Regions from separate parts of the Homo sapiens genome. Here region 1 is linked to region 2. A link is an interaction called in ENCODE POLR2A ChIA-PET data of the cell type or tissue named here. Cell type or tissue: PC-3. All regions are shown on one strand. Each heading gives the region's core, and the rest is flanking DNA. Links, peaks and the distances in the headings are about the cores only. Region 1 overlaps PRKG1 (protein kinase cGMP-dependent 1). Region 2 overlaps PRKG1 (protein kinase cGMP-dependent 1).

Region 1 (5,390 bases), core at 83-5,082, 550 kb after region 2:
AAGAAAAATTGGGAACTTAAGAATCTTCCCTTTTCACATGTGTTCAGACTACTTGCATTCCAGTCCTAATTGGGGCTTTGTTTGCCTATGGGGGAAACAAATGTGCTTAACTAGAATGTTTTGTGAATTGGAAGGAAGATGGCTTATAGGATCTTTGATTGGTGGGGATTTCATTGTCATCATTTTCAGATAAACATGTTTTTAGAAACTTTTCCCCTAGTTAGTGCCTGTACTGACACAAGCAAGCTAGTTGAGCTTTGGCCAGTGATAACCTTGGTTTAAAATGGCCAAAGCTCCATTATCCTATGCAATCTAACACAGGAACAGAAAACCATATCCTGCATGTTCTCACTTATAAGGGGGAGCCGAACGAGAACACATGCATACTAAGAGAGGAACAACAGGCACTGGGGCCTACTTGATGGGGGTGAAGAGGGAGAGGATCAGAAAAAAATGCCTTTTGGGTACTATGCTTATTACCTGGGTGATAAAATTAATTGTACACCAAAGCCCCGCGACACGCAGTTTACCTGTATAACAAACCTACACATGGACCCCTGAACCTAAAAGTTAAAGAATAAAGTAAAATAAAATGGCCCAAAACTACTCGTCCTGAGGAATTCAAGCTGGATTATTCCGGGTAGAGGAAAAAAGAGGCTTATCTGCATCTCTTGCCCATTCTTTCATTTACCCAGGATTACATAGAAGGAAGGGGATTGATGGGCTGGTCAGTGACTCAGCCCATGCCAGCCAAGCAGGATTGTGAAACTGATCTCCTTTCAGGGCCAGCACTGTGGCAAAGGCTCACAAATGACCAGGGCTGAAGAGTGGTCTCTTCAAAGAAGAGAGGAGGCAGGAAAGAATGAGGGAGGAATAGTTACTTTTTTTGTTTTGTTGTTGTTTTGTTTTCCCCACAAAACCACAGACTTACTCCACATATATGATCATGGCTGGTCACCCCAAGCAGGAGGAGCTGTCTCCAGTTCATTTCCAGCTGTTCAGAAAGTCTTCTGTGTCTTCCCCACCACATTATGGAAGCTTTTTTGTCTAGTCTTTTATTTTAATAAAAAATGAAATATAACATATTGATATAGACATGAAATATAATTATTTAAAATGTTTTTTAATTCCAATAGGCATTTTAATTTACACAGTGAGCAAATACTTTGAGTTGATGGAAAGAGACTATAATAGTGCAATTTCAGACATCAGCCACAAGATTAGGGGGAGTGGAGTTATTTATTTTTGAGGGAGGGAGTTAGTAGCAAGGCTCTTGCAAGTGTTCCAGAACCAACACATGCCACTTATGAGTTCTATGTCCTCTTTTGGAAGGTTGGGTCATAAATAACATACAAACAGCATGTATTGAGAACCTACGAAATGCCAGGCATTTGACACGCAGCATCTTTAACTTCACTAAAATTGGAGGAAGTTGACTAATTTGCCCTAAGTCACAACAGCTCATAAGAGGTGGAAGCACCATTGAATCCAAGTTTGTCTGACTTCCAAGCCCTTACTGTCCCCATTATATCATTCAGTTTTATGAAAGAGACAAGTAATAAGGTCGAACAGTATCCACACTGAGGGCTGAATGTGGAGAAATATTAGGCATCATTTTCACTAAGTGATGAAGGTCATTACAGGTCTAGAACATGTGATTTTTGGGCAACAGTGAAAAATTTATGAAATCAATCTTTTGCCCTTATGTTTTTTCTTGTTGTTTTTTCTCCCAAGAACCAAGTACTAGACTTGGGTTTTAGGATTATAGAGGCAATGAAAACCAAAACTTAGAATGAAGACATACTTATATGGAATAACAATAATTTATAAGAAATCCATAAAACTAAATATATATTTTTTAATCGAGACAAGATCTCTCTCTGTCACCCAGGCTGGAATGCAATGGCGTGATCTTGGCTCACTGCATCCTAAGCCTCCCAGGCTCAAGCGATCCTCCCACCTCAGTCTCTTGAGTAGCTGGGGCCACAGGCATGCACCACCATGCCCAGCTAAGTTTTTGTATTTTTGGTGGAGACAGGGTTTTGCCATGACCTGGGTGGTCTCGAACTCCTTAGCTCAAACTATCTGTTGCCCCGGCCTCCCAAAGTGCTGGGATTACAGGACTGAGCCACTGCGCCTGGCCAAATTTTATATATATATATAAAGTAATTCTAGTCAATATCTAATTTAAACAATCCTGTGACCTATTTTTCCCATGGTGTCTTTTTTTAACATTTTTATCAACATATAAATTACACACCATAAGATCCACCTATTTAAAGCATCCAATGTAATGGTTGTTACGATAGTCATAGAGTTGTGCAGCCACCACCACACCTACATTTAGAACATATTCATCACCCCAGAAAGAAACACTGGATCCACTTCCTACTCTTTTACTCTCAGCCTTAGGCAACCACTGTTCTACTTTTCCTCACTATAGATATTCTGGATATTTCCTAAAAAGTGAATCATACAACGTATGGTCTTCAGCTTCTTTTACTTAACATAATTTTTAAAAAAAATTTATCCATGTTGTAGCATTATTGTCAATTAGTATTCTTTTGTATGAATATACCACATTTTATTTATTCATTCACCAGTTGATGGATATTTGTGTTGTTTTCATTCAGGCTATTATGAATAGTGCCGGTGTGAACATTTGTGTGCACATATGTTTTCATTTCTCTTGGGTATATACCTAGGAGTAGAATTGCTACATCATATAGGAACTTTATGTTAACTTCAGAGGAACCATTAGACTGTTTTCCAAAACGACCAAACTATTTTACATTCCCCCGAAAAACAAATGAGGGTTCCAGTTTCTCTACATCCTCTTGTAACTGCAATAGACCAATCTGATTCTGTTTTTTTGTAACAAAGTTGTGAGTTTTTCAGTTGCCATGGACTCCCAGGTTGAGCATGCCCAGATGAAGCAAGTGTGCAACCACAGGCTGGAGGGTGGTGGGGGGAACCTAAGTTTTCAGACTGAGGGTTGGGGACTGAATTAAGAAGTGAACACTGCATGGCAGGGTCCAGGTTCCAATCAGATCAAGCCGTGGCACCACCCTATGATGGTAGGATCCAGTCAGATCATGCCCTCAACATCAGCTCATTGCAAGATCCAATCAGATCACATCTCATTACCCTATGCTTATAAAACCCTACCCAAACCCCAGGGCAGGAAGACAGATTTGAGGGCTTCCTTCTATCTCCCTGCCAGTGGATTTGCAATAAAGCTTTTCTTTTCTCAAAAGCCAGCACTATGACCTCTATGTGCATTGGGCAATGAGCCCATTGATTGCTTAGTAACACTGTCATCACTTGTTTTTTTATTTTTAATTATAGCTATTCAGATATGAAGCTGTATCTCATTGTGGTGTTTTGTTTTGTTTTGTTTTGTTTTGTTTTGAGACAGAGCCTCACTCCCTTGCAGAGGCTGGAGTAGTGGCACAATCTTGGCTCACTGCAACCTCCGCCTTGGCCTCCCAAAGTGCTGGGATTAGCACGAGCCACCGTGCCTGGCCTCATTGTGGTTTTGATGTGCATTTTCTTGATGGCTAACTATTTTCAGCATTTTCATGTGCTTACTGGCTATTTGTTTAGCTTATGCAGAGAAATGTCTGTTCCCTGTGATCTATTTACTATAAATAAAATAACATGTTTCATGATTTCACCATTTCTCTGGTAAGTAAATGGATAATCAGATAACAGTGTCCCTAAAATATGAAAGGAATTATTTATTTTATGACTTAATAACTGGACAGAAATTGGAGGAGTCAAGTTGCAGAGGTAGAAGAGAGAGTTTTCAATGATATTCTTTAACCCTTTTGGAACAGGTAGGTAATCATTTTCATGGTTTACAGCTCTGAAGACATTGGTTGAATCTGAAGGGAATTGAGAGTGCTTTTCCAAAGATGGCACTGTTATAGTAAAGAGCTCAATCTCTGCCTGTGTTCAAATTCTGGCTCTAGCACATACTAACCATGTGACTCATTTCTACACCTCACTTTCAAATCTGTACACTGGACAAACTACCTCCAAGGGTAGTTAGGAGGACTGTTTGATAAAGCACTTGTACCATGCTTACATATAATAAGTTCTTGATATGTGATATGTGCCAGTTATTATTATTCCTTAAAAAACAACCAACCAACCAAACAAACAAAAAAACCCATGGGCATGGAAACTCTAGGAGCCACATGAAACATGAGCTAGCACTGGTTGCTTCTCCAGGCATTGAGAAAGAGAGGGTTAGAAGATGGAGGAAACGAGATCAGCTATGAGGACTTCTACTTCAGAAGAGGAAAGAGACACTCCAAGGAAGATTTGTTACCAGAGAAGGAGGCATTTTAAATTAGAGAGGTCTGGGCTGTGTTTTGGAGCCGACTGTAAGATCTGGGCAGAGGAAGAAAAATGCCACTTTTTTCCTGTACCACTTTCCTCGTATTTCTTTATTTAGCAAAGCTATATTTTGTACGAGAAGAAATCTAATACAAAGTTGACAATGGTGAAGGCAATCTTATGTGGAAAAACCCTCTAACAGCTGACTCTGTTTGACCCAAGAAGTTTCAAGCTCCTGAAATCCTGTTTTAGAAAAACCAATAGAAATGGTATCAGGATTTTATCTGGTTTGAGCTTTTATGGCTTGTATATTTCTATTTCCTATAGATTTATCCAGTACAATAGAGGACAGATTATCCAAAAAATGTGCTTTCTTTATCTAAGACAAACTTTAATAACCCAATAGAAAAGTTTGAGGAACTATTTGCACTATTTGTTAAAATGTTATATATATAGCGCACATATATCTTCAATGTTTGTTTTATGAATGAAGTGAAAGGACTTTTGAAAGCTCTTTCTTCCTGGTTTCAAAGGTGGTACACAACATGTTATAATATCAATTAAACATTTCAGAATAAATGCATCAAAATGTTATGATTTAATTAATCCTCATCTACTATCTTTGTGTTTTACCTATAAATAGTATTTCTGAGCCTTACTTAAAGAAAATAGTCCTACAAAATTATATGTATTAAAAAAAGATTTTATGAAAAACTACCAGCTCAAGTGAAGTGTATTAAAATGACATAAATCCTATAATTATGCATATTTTACCATTACTTGGGAACTACCACATTCTGAGTTACATCAAAATCCAATGTTAGAGATATAAGAGAGAAATCTGAGGGGTTTTTTTAAGGAGCATCTAATGAGTATATTCTTTAACATTCACTTGGTTAATTTAGCAAATACTTTTTGGGTTCTATAAGTAGATTTATGTAGAAATAGTCATGTTTTGAATAATATTTACTTCTGACTACTGTATTTCTCCTCAAATTTTTACTTCTGAAAAATAGAAGCAAAGAGGGTAAATTTCCAGTTTGTGA
Region 2 (5,390 bases), core at 88-5,087:
GGTAGTAAAGAAATTATTCAATAGCATATACTATTTGCACAAAGATACCACTTAAGATACATAATACAAAATAGATAATTATCAGTGGAGTTTTGTTTTATATAAAAAAGATACATTGATGTTCTGGAGCCAAAAATTCCACTGCTATATTGAGAATTGTTTTAGAAACAACATTCTTTTTTTTTTGTTTTTTGTTTTTTTGTTTGTTTTCTGTGAGATGGAGTCTAGCTCTGTCGCCCAGGCTGGAGTGTAATGGCGTGATCTCGGCTCACTGCATCCTCCACCTCCCGGGTTCGAGCAATTCTCCTGGCTCAGCCTCCTTGGCAGCTGGGACTACAGGCGCCCACCATCATGCCCGGATAATTTTTGTATTTTTAGTAGAGATGGGGTTTCACCATATTGGCCAGGCTGGTCTCGAACTCCCAACCTCAGGTGATCCGCCAGCCTCAGCCTCCCAAAGTGTAGAAACAACATTCTTACAGGTCTTTCTTGCTAAAGTCTGAAGAATCAAAGCACCAGCAAAGAAAACAAAATGACCCTGATATGACTGAGTTATTTGGCTTGCACTGTTAACTTTTTTCCCCCTAAATTTTGTTCCATCCTATGCATGAAGCTAGAAAAGGTTCAAATCTGTTTCCAATAAGAGAAAGGACTTGAAATAGTTTCATAAATGTTATTGTTAATTTCTAGAGTGTTACTTGCTGATTAGGAAACAAAGATTTAAACAGAAATGAGCAGCAATAAGAATCACTGCAATCTTAGGTTTCAGGCTGCTAACATATATTCTCATGTGCGTTTAGGAAATACATTTGTATACAGGAAGTGGAGTTCTATTACTATCTATCTATTCTTAAATCCAACAGTCTAGAGTATTTGTTCAGAGATAAGACCTTTCTTAGGTAATATAAGGAATGAAATTTGTTACCTAGCGTAATGGTGAATCAAAAGTTTGCTTAATAAGCAAAAGACTCTTCAGTCATTAATCTAAGCCCTAAGTATTACGGAAAGTAAGCTGAATGGGATACTTTCTAGATCTGGAATCTTTTAAACATATTGATAAATATTCTCTCTCTCTCTTTCTCTCTCTCTCTCTCTCTTTCTCTCTTTCTTTCTTCCTAGACAAGATCCAGCTCTATTGCCCAAGCTGGAGTGCAGTGGTGAGATAATGATTCACTGCAGCCTTGATCTCCTGGGCTCAAGCAGTTCTCCTGCCTCAGCCTCCTGAGTAGCTGGGACCACAGGCACCCTCCACCATGTCTGGCCAAAATTTTTTGAATTTTTTGTAGAGACCAGGTTTCACCATGTTGCCCAGGCTGATTTCAAATTCCTGGGCTCAAGTGATCTTCCTGCCTCAGCCTCTCAAAGTGCTGAGATTACAAGTGTGAGCCACCACACCCAGCCAAAATATAAATACGCCTTTAATAGTAACACCTAATTACCTAACACCATCAAAAATGGGGTGCTCCATGAAGAAGCACATAATTCAAATTATTGAAGTTTATCCCTTCTAATGACCACATAGATTTCTCTTGCCCCATTAAAAAATTAGATAATCAGTATTTCTAGGATAGTTGTTTTCTTCCAACCAATTAAGGCATAATCTATGTAGCAGAACATTCAGAGGATGATGCCTGGTCAACATTTGAATAAACAATCACTGTGATGTTACCTCTATTTAAGATGACTCCAATAAAACTTCTATGGTTTGCATTATTAGTTGATCAGACTTTAAGCATTATCTTTTGATAGGGTCAAGGAACCTGTCTTAACTCCCCATCTCTGACCAAAATATACTTGTTTTCTATAAGCTATAAAGCCAGATAGCCAATTTTATGAGAATTGTCCCTATACTATATCCATGTGAGCGATGAGTGCCTGGCATGAAGATGCATAAAGGAGGCAGTAATATACAACAACTGAAGCATAACCTCTGGAGCCAGTCTTCTTCAGACAAATCCCAATTCCATTACTCACTGGCCACCTAAACAAGCTACTTAATTCATCTGCCTCAGTTTTCTTCAACTGTTTAATGGGTATGATCAACAAACCAACTTCAGTGGGTTATCATAAATATTAATAAATGAGAGAATGCATGTGAAACAAAGCTATAAGCAATCATTAGTAATAATAATAAAAGATGATCATTATTTTTCATGGAGTTTTTGCTAGTGCCATGTACTGTTTTGTTAATACTAATTGCCTGATTTTCTGTCCATGAATTTTTGGCTGATCTAAGTTTCCACTTCCCTCACCCCTTGGCTGGGATCTAGGTATGAGAGTTGCTTGGCAAGCAAACTAGAGATAAGTAAGGTGTTACTATATAAAGTTAATGTAGGCACATATGAATATCCAAACATGCCATAATGTTGGGGTTTGACCCTTTCCCTAATACTCAGTTTCTTCATTTGAAATGTTCTAATTGGTGTTTTTATGTTGGTCCTGGTAAACTTTGTTAACTCTTTGTACTTTGCTGTATATTGCAATTTATGCTTTTTTTCACGGTTTAATTTCTGAACCATATTGTATACAATCAGGTACCAGCGAATAAAAGGACCAAACTAAAAATGATGGAATATATAATGAAGGAAGCATGGGATTTCTACAATCTATTCTAGACTCTTTATTAAAAGAAGGGTAGGTGAAGGCTCCCTTTTTGAAATTTAAATTTAATATACTTTTCACAATTCTACTGTCCTCTCAGTAAATATGGAATTTACGAGTCATCACATAGACTAAAGTAAAGCATAAAGTCCTCATGCTGCTTCAGCACAAGACGCTTACCTTCAACTATTCCCTGAGCTTGTAGGAGACAGATGATACATCAATATGCTCTAAGCCACAGTCAGGCAATAGATACAGAATCAGGCAACAGGCATCATAATCCAAAGGCTGGAAATGGCTGAAAATGATTCCTGAGAGGCATTCACAAAGTCTGAGATGTCCTCTCTGAGGACCAACTGTTGCCAAAATCAGAGTTGCCAAGAAGCCACTCAGGGACTCCATCCTGTAGATAGACCCCTCTTCCATTTTCCTGGGGCTTACTCAGTATGACTCACCTCCTCAAAGCCATCATGAGGGTGGTTCATTGGGAAATGGGAAAAGACCTGGCCATGTTCCAGAGGTACAGAGGATATCATTGGTTTCTTCAGTAATATGCAGGTGAAAGCTATGGGTATCTCATGCTGACCAGAAATTTGTAAGTGTACCTTTCAGAAGGGGAAAGCTAAATCTCAGATTTTCTACTTTCTTGCCTTTGGCAAATCATTTTGAATACTCTTTTGATAAAAAGGTCTTTTATAATGTCTTTACCCCTTTGAGTAATGTTTATTGGGGGGACATTCTCAGAGGTAAATTTTGAAAATAAAATAAATAGAAAAGAGAGTAAATCCCTTCTTTATCACTTTTACTGACAAATGACAACAGAAAAAAAAATAGTACATAAAAGATCTAATCTTTAGGCTCCATCAAAGCATATTTGCAACATTTCATCATGTCATGTGAGTTTATTAGCTATGCTGTTAATATGCAATTAATATAACTTGAGGATATGCTATGTCAGTGGAATAAAAACTCATAAAAAGGCTAATGTTTCTGAGACGAACTGACATGATAAGCCATTGGAATTCACTTAGTGCAGGTGTTTCATTGCTATTTATTCCAGCAAATATTATCAACCACCCACTTCTGCCCAGTGATGCAGACCTGAGGATCCTGGTCTGTTTTGCACAGATTCTGACTTGTGTCTTCAGTACTCTAGATATGGGCACACAAGAGCAAGCTAAGACTTGTCAGAAAAAGCTTTGCACTGTGTGTATGATACTATTGTTATTATTATTACAGGTCCATGTGCTCCACTAAAACTGAGCAGCTACTTACGTGCCTGGCACTGTGCCATATCCTTTCATATAATTTCATTTGGTAAAGGGGAGCAGATGTTTGCTCAGGTAAAATGAAACAGGAAACGCATAGAAGAGCATTAAGAACCACTGCGAAAAACTTGTAATATAGGCCTCTCATTCCCAGGCTAAATTTCATCAGTTTACCCAGTGGGGATGAATGGAAAAAAGTAGGTTTCCAAGTGAAAAGATTTTCTCTAAGAGTTTAAGAGCAAGAACCCCCTCTCCTTTAGTTCAGGTCTCCTCCTTCCAGACCAGATTCCTTCTGAGACCAGCAACGCAGTGGCTTAAATCCCTGGATTAGCTGCGACCTCTTCATTTCTTTTTTTTTTTTTCTTTTTACTTCCTGTTGAAAATCCAAATCAGAATATTTTTGGATTTTAAACAAAGTGAATGAAAGTGAGACTATAATGATTATGGTGGTGATGCAGTTGACAATTGCATTACGATGAAAGGTTTTCTTTTTATTCAAGAAAACATCACCAGTGTTCTGACTTCCCCTTAACCTACCCACACTCGACCTTCAAATTTACTTGCCTTTTAAAAATTCCAAATCGTGAGAAATTATGTATCACCTGCTTTAGATTTTCTAAGAGAAAGTGAACATTAGAGTTTTACAGCTAAAACAGACATTAAAGCTATGGCATCGCTAACTTCCTCTGGAAAGGGAAAGAGATCTGAAATTAGAAACACAAATTAAGAAGTAACAAGGAAATTACCACGTTTTCATTGCTTACAAAATGATTTCTCACGCATTACCCAGAGAACGACAATAATAATATAACTGGGCACATGTGCAGTGCAACTTCACCCAGAAGTAGAAAATGTAAAGTTCTATGTTTTGTTGTTAATCTATCATTGCAATGCTATGCTATGGTTTTTGTGCTGCTTATAGAAGATGTTTCTATTATTCATGTCTTTATATTTTACTAAATGCAGTGGGTTCTCATTTCTGAATAGAACATACAGTCATCCCTTGGTAATCATGGGGGACTAGTTCCAGGATCTCCTGTGGATACCAAAATCCACAGATCCTCAAGTCCCTGATATAAAATGGTGTAGTATTTGCATATAGCCTGAGCACATCCTCCCATACACTTTAAATTATCTCTAGATTACTTATAATAACAGATACAATGTAAATGCTTTATTTACAACGTAAATAGTTGTTACATTGCGTTGTTTAGGGAATAATAGAAAGAAAAGTATGTACATGTTCAGCACAAATGCAACTTTTTCTAATATTTTTTATTTGTGGTTGGTTGAATCCAATGATGTGGAACCCAAGGATACAGGGGATTGACTATATTTTTATTCTTTGTAATAAAATAGCACATTATGAAATGCATCACCTCAAGAAAAAAATAATCTTAGATGGTGCCACTGTTAGTCAGGTAAGCAACATTTCCTTATTTTTCCAGAGATAGAACTAAAAACCTTAAAAATAATGTGATGGGAATTTGGAAATAGCTTCTTCTATCTTTATGCTGCTTT

Evidence for each region. ChIA-PET counts read pairs that join two places held together with the same protein. Peaks named below come from ENCODE experiments on the same cell type or tissue, not always from the same donor. Only the 100,000 strongest peaks of a DNase experiment are listed, where the experiment ranks them.
Region 1: POLR2A ChIA-PET joins it to region 2 with 5 read pairs; 3 of 35 experiments call an interaction of 5 or more read pairs at or near these places.

Annotation. Positions count from the first base shown.
Region 1 is chr10:51,681,341-51,686,730 of GRCh38, reverse strand. All of the region lies in intron 3 of PRKG1 (protein kinase cGMP-dependent 1), which reads right to left. Among named protein-coding and RNA genes, the nearest start is that of CSTF2T, 16 kb to the left of the region's middle. In PC-3, for the core only: no CTCF peak of the experiment used is centred there; DNase peaks (open chromatin) are centred at 750, 3,110, 3,840 and 3,960; H3K27ac peaks cover 1,430 bases.
Region 2 is chr10:52,227,127-52,232,516 of GRCh38, reverse strand. The region is part of intron 9 of PRKG1 (protein kinase cGMP-dependent 1); the gene reads right to left. All of the region lies in intron 1 of LOC124902425 (a long non-coding RNA gene), which reads left to right. Among named protein-coding and RNA genes, the nearest start is that of PRKG1-AS1, 84 kb to the left of the region's middle. In PC-3, for the core only: no CTCF peak of the experiment used is centred there; a DNase peak (open chromatin) is centred at 3,066; H3K27ac peaks cover 600 bases.